4 separate regions of the Homo sapiens genome follow, and all the other regions are linked to region 1. A link is a loop called in an ENCODE intact Hi-C map of the cell type or tissue named here. Cell type or tissue: heart left ventricle. All regions are shown on one strand.

Evidence for each region. A loop is a pair of places that touch in the nucleus more often than their neighbours do. Peaks named below come from ENCODE experiments on the same cell type or tissue, not always from the same donor. Only the 100,000 strongest peaks of a DNase experiment are listed, where the experiment ranks them.
Region 2: a loop joins it to region 1, with 3 times the contacts of the local background. A loop is called at or near these places in 8 of 110 quality-filtered maps.
Region 3: a loop joins it to region 1, with 14 times the contacts of the local background. A loop is called at or near these places in 22 of 110 quality-filtered maps.
Region 4: a loop joins it to region 1, with 5 times the contacts of the local background. A loop is called at or near these places in 21 of 110 quality-filtered maps.

Annotation. Positions count from the first base shown.
Region 1 is chr13:106,916,761-106,919,260 of GRCh38, forward strand. LOC124903248 (translation initiation factor IF-2-like) reads right to left here and starts at 369. Exons shown (of 2, transcript XR_007063941.1): 1 at 124-369. RefSeq lists enhancers at 767-1,644, 1,199-1,278, 1,369-1,458 and a silencer at 959-1,018. In heart left ventricle, a CTCF peak has its summit at 1,463 (motif pointing left); DNase peaks (open chromatin) are centred at 421, 1,181 and 1,441; H3K4me3 peaks cover 2,500 bases; H3K27ac peaks cover 2,500 bases.
Region 2 is chr13:106,752,008-106,754,507 of GRCh38, forward strand. It overlaps LOC107984627 (a long non-coding RNA gene), which reads left to right and starts at 1,456. Exons shown (of 4, transcript XR_001750002.1): 1 at 1,456-2,038. In heart left ventricle, no CTCF peak of the experiment used is centred here; a DNase peak (open chromatin) is centred at 1,427; H3K4me3 peaks cover 435 bases; H3K27ac peaks cover 1,804 bases.
Region 3 is chr13:106,701,220-106,703,719 of GRCh38, forward strand. No RefSeq gene overlaps it. Among named protein-coding and RNA genes, the nearest start is that of LINC00443, 49 kb to the left of the region's middle. In heart left ventricle, no CTCF peak of the experiment used is centred here; no DNase peak of the experiment used is centred here; H3K4me3 peaks cover 311 bases; H3K27ac peaks cover 1,798 bases.
Region 4 is chr13:106,711,209-106,713,708 of GRCh38, forward strand. No RefSeq gene overlaps it. Among named protein-coding and RNA genes, the nearest start is that of LINC00443, 59 kb to the left of the region's middle. In heart left ventricle, no CTCF peak of the experiment used is centred here; no DNase peak of the experiment used is centred here; H3K27ac peaks cover 1,416 bases.

The DNA of each region.
Region 1 (2,500 bases):
ACTCTAGTTCGTCTTTCAGTACAAACCAACATGCCATGCAGCAAACTCACATTCCTTATTGAAAGGGGAAAAGCGCTGTGTTTTTTGAGAGGGAAGGGAAACACTTTTAAGTGAAGCACTTACAGTTCATGTCGTTTTCAGTGGGAGATGAAGCTGCTGAGAAATTCAATGGTTGTTTGTTTGTTTGTTGTTTCCACAATACAATGAATTTTAAAAAGTGAGCCCACTCATGACTCAAATTACCCAAGTCTGACCCAAGCGAAGGTGCCCCTGGAGTTCTGGAAAACGCAGGAGGCCTCCGCGGGCTGGGTGCGCCCCGAGCACTGCCATCCCTTTTCTTGTAATTACTTAATAGCCTGTGCCTTTGTCTTTTGCTTTGTTTTCTTAAGGAAATGTTAAAAAAAAAAAAAAAAAAAAACGGTGTACAATAAGAAATGAGACTTGAATGCGAGCGGGCGGGAGGCAGCGCTGAAAGAGGCGGCCGTGGATGCCACGGCGCTGGGTTCAAGTCCCGGTCCAGGGGGTTTGAGGGGACCGGGAGACAGTGGCCGCAGCGGCCATGGGGTCCCCGCAGACCTGGCCCAGAGTGCGGAAGGAGTCGCCTGAGCCGCTGTTTTAATTCGTGAATTCATTGAAAGACGAGAGGGCCCCAGGGACTCCCTGGGAACGCTTGGATTGCGGGGGGGTGGGGGGGGGGGCGGTCAGGGCTTTCCTACCCTCCCCGTTTCCCATCCCTCAGAATGTTCTAGAAATCTCAGCACACAGGAAGATGCAGTGGCCGAGGCCCGTAGAAGGAAGCGGGCGAAGGGCGGAGGAGGACGCGCGGGGCCGGGGCCGGGGCCGGGGCCGGGGCCGGGGCCGGGGCCGGGGCCGGGGTCGGGGACGCGGGGCAGGTTCGTGGCGCAGCCCGGGGAGACCTTGGGCGAGGCCTCCAGGCGGGGACGGGAAAGGGAACGGGAACGGGGACAGGGCGCAGGGCAGAGGGCCGGGACGGAAACGGGGACAGGGCGCAGGGCAGAGCACAGAGCGCAGGGGCGCAGAGAAGGGGACGAAGACGGGGCCGGAGGCGCCTGAGGGGGGCTCCGTGCGGGAATCGGCGGCGCCACCCAGCCCCGCACATCGCCGAGAGAGGCCCGCGTGCTTCTGAGAGCGCCGCCCCTGACGTTTCTGCTGCGCGCTGGGACCGAACCTACAGGAAGCAAAACCCTAGAGGAAGAAGTCGGCGGCTTTTTGGCTCGGAGACAAAATGGAGCCCCGCGGATGCAGCCTGGGCTCCCTCGGGCGCATCCCCAGAAGCTGCGGGTGTCCCCGGAGGACTTGAAGTCCTCCCGTGCGTCTCGATGCCACCAGTTTTTGTTTCTTTGGTGAGGAATCGGTTCACGGTGAAACTTCATTCCTCAGCCGGTGGGGAGCCGAGGCTGGGCCGGGCGGCGAGGGTTGCGCTGGGACGCACTGCCCCCTACTGGCCGCTGCGCCGCGTTCCCAGCTGCTCGAGCGGGTGGTTCAGTGAACTCGGATTAATTTAAATACAGCCGTAGATTTGGCTTTTTTCCCTCCCGGGCGAATCTAAATTTAAAAAAAAAACTAGGGAGAGTACCAAACTTAAAATAATAAACAGACTGAAGGATATTATTTCTTAACCTTTATACAGCCTCCTAAAAGAGTGAAAATTTTATTGTGAGTAAAATCAGAGTTTGGCTCTCTGGTATCCCTTCTGCTTTAATGTGCTTTGAGACTATTCTTATGAGACTAGAAATTCTTTGGTTAATGCATATTTATTAAAGACTAAATCATACTACTTTCCAAAATATTAGGCTCTATCAGCAATCCTTGATATGCAAAGAAACCATCTTAGTCCACCTCCAAGAGCAAAACAAATAATGCAGTGAAATATCTTTAAAGTTCAAACAGAATGTTACCAGACATACTTGAGTTATAGCGTCCAAATTACTAGGTTACATAAATTGCTCACAAGCAACCATCACCTGATCATTTTATGTTTTCTAATAACTTAAATGTCCCTAAATTGTAGAGTAGATTAATGCGTAATCGTCAAAGGAACTGTGCTAAAGTCAAAGTCACTTGCAAAGCCTGGATTGGAATTAATTGTCTCAAAATCCTTAGCCTACTGCTTCAACTACAGAACAATGCTCTGCCTTTATTAGTAAGTAGGAGAAAGAAGTTGTTGTGTCAAACACTTTATTGCAAATCCGAGGTTCAGCAGTGAATTCTAATTAATTTTATTATTAAAAAACCCCAAACTTTAAAACATTTTTTCAAAGGGTGGCAACTGTGGCATGGAAATGGATGGATCATTGTTTATTGAAGGGATGTCTCTGTTAGAGTTAGTTGTGTTTTGCTGAGTATAATTATTTTGGGGTTTGGAGGAACTGAGGTGGCTTTTCCTCCGGTTCTTCAAATTAAATAGCTGGATTGCACACATCTTCGTTGGGTTCTGGTTGAGTAAACTTCAGTGTAGTGGGGTGTCACATCACTTCCT
Region 2 (2,500 bases), 160 kb before region 1:
CATACCATATGACTTGAAAAGATGGGAAGACAGAAATATTAAAGGAATCACATTTTAAAAGAAGATATTTTTATTTCTTAGATTTCAGCATTACCCATTTATTTTTTCATCATAAAAGTAAGGAAAAATGTTCAAACTAATAGAAATAGCATATACTACTATGATGAGTAAAATGTCTCCTTAACGTGACTTTGAGACTAAGAAGTCTAAAATAAGGGGTTCATACTGAATCTGATCCTCCAATGACAGCAACTTCTTTCTAGGCTGTTTTTAGTTAACAGATTAGAATACTTTCCCTTCAATATTTATATGATGTTTTTATCAGTATCTATAAAATCTTATTTTTCTCTGCTGTATCAAAATGAGTAAAATACTTTCAGATGATCTCTCATGAACAACTATTTCATATTATCATGCTTTCTTTTAAATGTCTTTACTATATCTTTCTGCAGAATGGTAAAAATATAGTTTTAATACGTTCTTCCCAGGCTACTGCAAGTTAACATGAAAAAAATATTCAAAAAAAGGAAAAATATTCATATGCATTTTCTATAGATACGTATATCTGCCTTCCCGCACCCAGTCAGGACAAAAAAAGAAATTATAATAAATCTACTCATTTCTAACAACCTCCTTGGGCAATTCTTCCGCTGAATTATCGTATTTCTTTCCACCAAGGAGAAAAAACCAACTGAGTGTTAGGTTAGTTCTACGGACATGAACAAGCATTTCCCACAGGATGTGTGTGTGAGAGTTTGTACCCAGAACTCAGACTGGTGGGAAAATGGAAATTAGATTTATGAGAAATTGATGCTGATTCTTAACTTTTCTCATTTTACAGCCCATTGTTTTCAGAAGAGTATGTGTTTCTCATGGGCAAAGGAGAGAATCCAGAGTGAGAAGCTGAAGAAAGTGGGAAGTCCTAGATTGGCGTGATTTCAAAACGTATGATAAGATGCAGGAGCTCATCAGCTGTGGCTGAGGCTGAGTGGCTTCCATTGTGACACAGAGGGACATTGTAAGAGCTTTAAAAAGCAAAGGGGATTCAACCAGGCGATTGTTCAGGACACTGGAGCTGCAAGAAAAACTAACAGCTGGGTCTAAGTCAAACTGCTTTGCACCTCCCCTTCTTTTTTTCTTTTCTTTTCTTCTTTTTTTTTTTTTTTTTTTTTTTTTTTTTGGTCATTTCTAGGTGCAAGTGGGAAGGACCATAACAGAATTATTGTGTTTCTCTAACCCAGGAAAGGAAATTCAACACTCTGGTGCATTCACCCTGTGAACAAGCTTTATTTTATTCCAGGGGAAACAAACTGAAATTTCAGTGTAGGCAAGATGGCTGTTTCTGTCGCAGAAACATTGAGAATATCCCTTAGCAGAATGTAACTCTTAATCAGGGTTGTTTATTCACGCCGGGAGCACGGCAGGTCACGCTGCTCACTTGGTGCCATTTGGTCTGCCCTGAGCCTTCCTGGACAGGAAGTCCTTAAGATTAAAGATTATATTTTTATGGTCTCATGCCTGCCTACTCCAAGCTATTAACTGAAGAGAAATGTAACTAGAAGTCAATTTGTAGAAAGGATATTAACGGTCTTTGGTGTGTGTCACAATGAAAAATAGGAAGGAATCAAGGTGGAGTAGTGGAGAGAAGAAACCAGCTTGGTTATTGTTTGGAGTATTGGAAATAAGAGTATTTCTGTGTGGAAGCGGAATTGTCATTGCATATGTAATTAAAACAAAATTGATAAAAAACGTAGATATTAGGATATTAACAGGTAGGCCATATAAAGGATTTCATCTTACTTACTCCGGCTGCCTTTTTCAAAGCACTCTTTTTCCAAAGGAATGTGCAGGAGAGAGAGGCTGTTTTCTTTGTTTGTTTTTCAGTTGTACTTGATGCTGTGACGTATCCTACAATTGTCTAAATGCAACGCGTTTTGAAAATGTCATTTCTTCACACCAGCCTGGTGGGTGACCTGTGGTTCTGCATTTGATAAACATGCCCCTTGGGTTTATATTTTTGCATTTACTGTTTGTCAAGGTAAGGTAATAAGGCGTTATGTATGATTAAATTAAATTTGAAAAAAAATTCTTTTGGCTTTTCACAATGAGTCATTGTTAATAACAACAGAAAATTCATATTTATTTCCTATGCATGTTCTATGATAGTTTTAAGACTCCTAAGTTTGAATATATATAAGTCTTGAGAGATGACTGAAATTTTTGGAACTTTGGATGTGTCTGTACGCGTGCACATTGGAGTATTCACTTCAACGTGGAAATGAAGCTGTTCCAACATTGTCCATGAGGAACGTTTTAAATTTTTGATTCCTTCTAATCCTCTGTTAACCTTCAATAAGTCACGAATTCAGTCATAGAAATAGTAACATAATCCTTCTTATAGGAAATAATTTCATTAATTTAATAATTCAGTTAAACAATTGCTGAGTTATCAATAAAGCAACTGCTTATTAATACATAACAGTAATTATGTACATTAATC
Region 3 (2,500 bases), 220 kb before region 1:
AAAACAATTTTTTTTTTTTTTTTTTTTTTTTGCATAGATGAGAGTCTTGCTATGTTGCCCAGAGTCTTGCTATGTTGCCCAGGCTGGTCTCGATCTCCTGGCCTTCCTTAAGTAATCCTCATTCCTTGGTTTCCCAAAGTGCTGAGATTACAGGTGTGAGCCACTATGCCTGGTGGAGATATATGATTTTTAAAACCATAAATGCTCATATTTGCAAAGGAGCTGAGAGATCTAATACTAGGATTTAAGTCCACTGCTGAGTTAAAAGCCTGGCATAGGAGAATGTTTGTTGAATGAATGAAAAGTTATTTGCTATATGGAACAGCAGTAAATATATCATCTGGGTCGCTGACTTATGTACTACCATTGCTTTAGTTAGGTCTAATATCCCATTTAAATTAAAATACTGGACTGCACTGTATTATATGTTGAGTCAGATTTCTCCCAGTCATAATAGAAGAACTACTGTAAGTTACGTTAATACTTGGAAACCACTTGAGTACCCTTTAGTGCAAAGAGACTGTGCTGATTAAATTTCCGCTCACGTAGCTTCTGTAAGTCTTTACCCCACTCCCAAGAAGGAGTTTGAGCCTTAGGAAACCCTGGCTCCCTGGATTCTCTTTCCCGCGGGATGGGCTAATGATGGGGGTAGGGTGGGAGTAGAGCAATTATTTTTCGCCAACTCCAACCACTGCAGGAAGACGCCGGCTACAGAGGTCACGTTTCTCTTGTTTACTGGCCGTGGACATTTCTGTTGCGTAGTTCTTTTGTTTTCTCTGGGTGTAATCTCTGTTGCACATGGAGTTCAGACAATGTAGATGACCCTGTCGTCCACGGACAGAGTTCTCCGTCAAGACATTGTTGCCCCTCACTGGGCCAAAGTCCCATTTTAGTACGAGAGAAAAAAAAAAAAAGAAACAATGGAGACAAATTTAGACACTGATGGGAAAAGAAAAGCAGTGCACTGTCCACCCCAGCCCTAAGAAGCTGCACCCACCAGGTCATTTCCTTTCACCTTCTCAGGGATTCCCAGCGACGCAGAAGCGCTTGTGTGTGCCAAAGCCGAGGGCAGATGATTCACATGTGGCTGACCCTTGCCACGTTAAGTTCATGTCCCAGGAGAGCCTTCTAAAAAAAAAACTACACTCCATGTTTCCAATCAGAAGCAAGATTAATCTCTCCGTTAAAATCTAGACGGGATCATTATCAGCTTTATTTTCCCACCCACTCCTGGCCAGCATTAAACCTTGCGCCAGATGCATCTTAGCACATTCCATATTCACCAGCCTGTATCCTCTGACGGGGGATAAAGCGGCCTCTGCTGAGCCCATTTTTCGCTTCTTGGTCCCATTCTGAAGGAACAGCTTCATCTCATGTATTCGTGTGCTCTCTGCTCCCCCTGACTCTAGACAATGTAAATGGACTCGGTGATGGGAGGAGGCATTTATCAGCATGTGAGATGGATAAGGGTGTTTGAAGGTATCCGCACTGTGTACTATTCGTGCTGGGATGTATGTGTCTACTCTAGAGACCTAGATAGTAAATGTAACAAGCACTAAGACTGCAATCTCCTCTTGCACTGTCTAGTTAATGAGCTGTGAAACCAGACAGATGCGGCTGTAAATACGTAATACTATTTCACATGGGAATAATGTCTGGTTTGAAATCATCTACCACATCACTGGAAGATCTCTTTTTAGCTGGTCACTGAGTGTCATTGTAAAGTGTTTAATAATTACTTACATATTTAGTGGGAAATTCCTTATAGGTGCATATCATCGGCGTTATCACAAATACCATATACATTCCATTTTCAAGCAGTTTTAAAATCTCATACACAGGTTCTACACAGGTATATAAGGCATAATTATTAGACCATCTATATGTACTAATACCCTATAGTTTACTTAATTTAAGTGGATGCAACTTATGGAGCACAACTTTTCAACCTGCAAGCTTTTCTTCTAGTTTCAGTTCCTGAGGGCGTCATTTCCCTCCATCATGTCTCCCCCGAAGTCTCCACTTTTTAAACTTGTAAGAAAGGGAATGTGACAGCAGAGAGGAGAAAAGTAGCAGGGAGGAGAAAAGGCAGCAGAGAGGAAAAAGTAGGTAGCAATTAGAGGTACGTGAATTGAAGGAGGGAATTGTGAAACCAGGGCTGAGAAAAAGAAATCCAATGTTGACTCGTTTCTTTTTAATCCCGAAGAAAAATGCAGCTGGTTTATTGTAAATGAACATGCAGTTACCATGTTTGAAATGGTTTAAATATAGAGAAAATAAAGGGCGCATGCGAAGGTACAAGTGCACACTCTTGCATGGCTTTTTTATAATTTGCCTAAAATACAACTTTCTAGTTTCCCAAAATACACTATCCCACCAAAGATCTGGACATCTTTTGCCACAGAACTTCACACATTTCATTTGATAGGTATTCAAAACACTATAGGATGAAAACCAGAATTTTTAACCTTTGAATCTCTCCATTTCTCTCTCCTCAATA
Region 4 (2,500 bases), 210 kb before region 1:
CTAACACGGTGAAACCCCATCTCTACTAAAAACACAAAAAAATTAGCCGGGTGTGGTGGCGGGTGCCTATAGTCCCAGCTACTAGGGAGGCTGAGGCAGGAGAATGGCGTGAACCCAAGAGGCGGAGCTTGCAGTGAGCTGAGATGGCACCACTGCACTCCAGCCTGGGTGACAGAGCAAGACTCCGTCTCAAAAATAAATAAATAAAATTTTTTAAAAAAATAATAATTTACCCAAAGTCTCATAGCTAGTAGGTTACAGAGACAAGATGCAAGTCCAGGTTCCCTAGAGCCCAAAGCTATACTCTTTCTGCTATGTTCCCTGTGCTATGCTTGATATAAAGGTCAAGAAAGGAAAAAAATTGAGTGAAAATTCTTTATATCCACCATTGAGTTTTCCTCGAGAGCTGTCATGTCCAGAAAGGCCACTTTTGCCCTTATAAAATAAAGCAGAGAACTGAGGCAATTTATTCACTGCCTCCAAATAATCTTTCTCTGTCCTGTCTTTTGGGGAGCATAGGGCATTAGGTTGGCCTCAGTCATCTGCAGGATGCTGCTCCATTTTCCTTTGCCTTCTGGACATGGCCATAAGCAATCATAGTGACAGCAATACTTTGAACCAAATAACACAGTGAGTCAAGTAATTTGTCTTGAATAGATAAGGCTTTGGAATATGCAAATTTAGAGATCATCTTCCAGGTCAGGTAACTAAATTCCCACACCTGGTAAGAATAGAGAATGTAAAACACAGAAAGTAACAAGAATTTCTTATCACCTGCTATATACAGAGGAGAAGGCATTTCCAGATTTTAGTGATGAATCCAGTGATATCTAATTTTTTAAGTATTTATTTTTGTATAAAAAGTAGCATTAATTTTTGTAAAATGGAAAATGATGGAGATGATTGTTTTCTTTCGTCTTTTAAAAATGATAACCGGTTGGCCTCTAAATCTTTTAAGTTAATGTAATATTCATCAAAGTGATAAAAAAAGGTTAACTAATGCAATTATTAGATTATGTGGAAGTCACAGGGTATGCTACAAGCTTGGGCTTATCAGCTCCAGTTTTATTTATTTCTTTTAATTTAACTAGATTTCATTTAGCACTGTACCACACTTGGAGACATTATTCACTAAGCTAAGAAAAGACAACAAAAAATGCCTTGAGGACTAATGGGCCAGGATGTTTTGGTTTAATATCATAACAAGTTTCTATATGGAGCCGTTTTGCTCGTTGGCATGGAGTCATGAGTGTCCAATGCACGCTGCCGTTAAACTCAGTCCTTTACATAAGCGTCTGACTGCCAAGCTGTCCTCTGCCCTTCACCCGGCAGCTTTGGAGTATTTTGGTTAGCAGAGCCAATGCACTTTCCTCCACATAAAGGGAATTACGATTCCACTGGAGGCTCAAAGGGGAAAATTAAAGTCATCAAAAAACTCTGATTCAAGTAGGCATTTTCCTTGAAAATGTGAAGCACGCTTTGATTCACCCCCATCTCTTGCTGAGGGTGCTACAGAGGAGATGCGTTTGGCTCTCCATCCGAGAGGAATCTTTTAGGTTGGTTAATTCCACCCTCCACAAAAACAAAGGGATACAGTTTTTTGGCAGAAGGAGGTGAGAAGAACATGCAAAGTAGGGCATGAAATTTAAACAGGAATTCTCTGCAGCTGTTGTCAAATGGAATAAAAACAGCGTCACAAAGAAGGCAACTAAGGAAGCAGAGGTTAAATGTGAAAGAGCCCAAACTGGTGATGGTCCGAGGGATGCCTAGGTAGAACCGGAACCACTCAGCTTCCTTCTGAGGGACACCGCTGACCCCTCCTGTTGGAGGAGGCCCTGGACCACGGCTGCTGGCCTTTGATCAAACGGCAACATCCTCTGAGCGTGCACCCCTCTGCCAGGCCTGGCAGCTTCTTGGAGAAGAAGATGAGTAATTTTTCCTTAATGATGGAAACATTCTCTCCATGTCTTCTTTCAAAGTTTATGGACAATGATTGCATTTTATGATAATGAGAACAAAGTGCATCACTGTGAATGTGAGGAGTATTTTCCCCCTTGGCAAAACAATTGTTTTACACCTTTCCATGTGTTGCATCCTCGGGAAAGACACTCTGGCATAGATTTCCCCAAAGAAAATCTTTGTTCAGATAAACTTTAATAATAGAAGAGCATACTTGAGAAACAAAAACCCTCACTGTTTTTAGAAGTCCTTTAATAGCTTTAATGTCTAACCAAGAAAGAGCCGGGAAACTCTACCATCACAAGCAGATATTTGCTAGGACTTTTTTTCTTTGAGTTTATTAAATAAAGATTAGCCCTATAATCCTAAAATGTCCCCACAGTTAAGCTGGTGGTTGTTTCCCATTATACAGGCAGTAGTGTGATAGTGGTTTTACTGGATAATGCCATTATTATATATTTTAAAATACAGCATAGTATCATTATTGTTTGTATTCACAATCAGCACCTGGAGCCATAACCTGTCTTATAATCATTAGAAT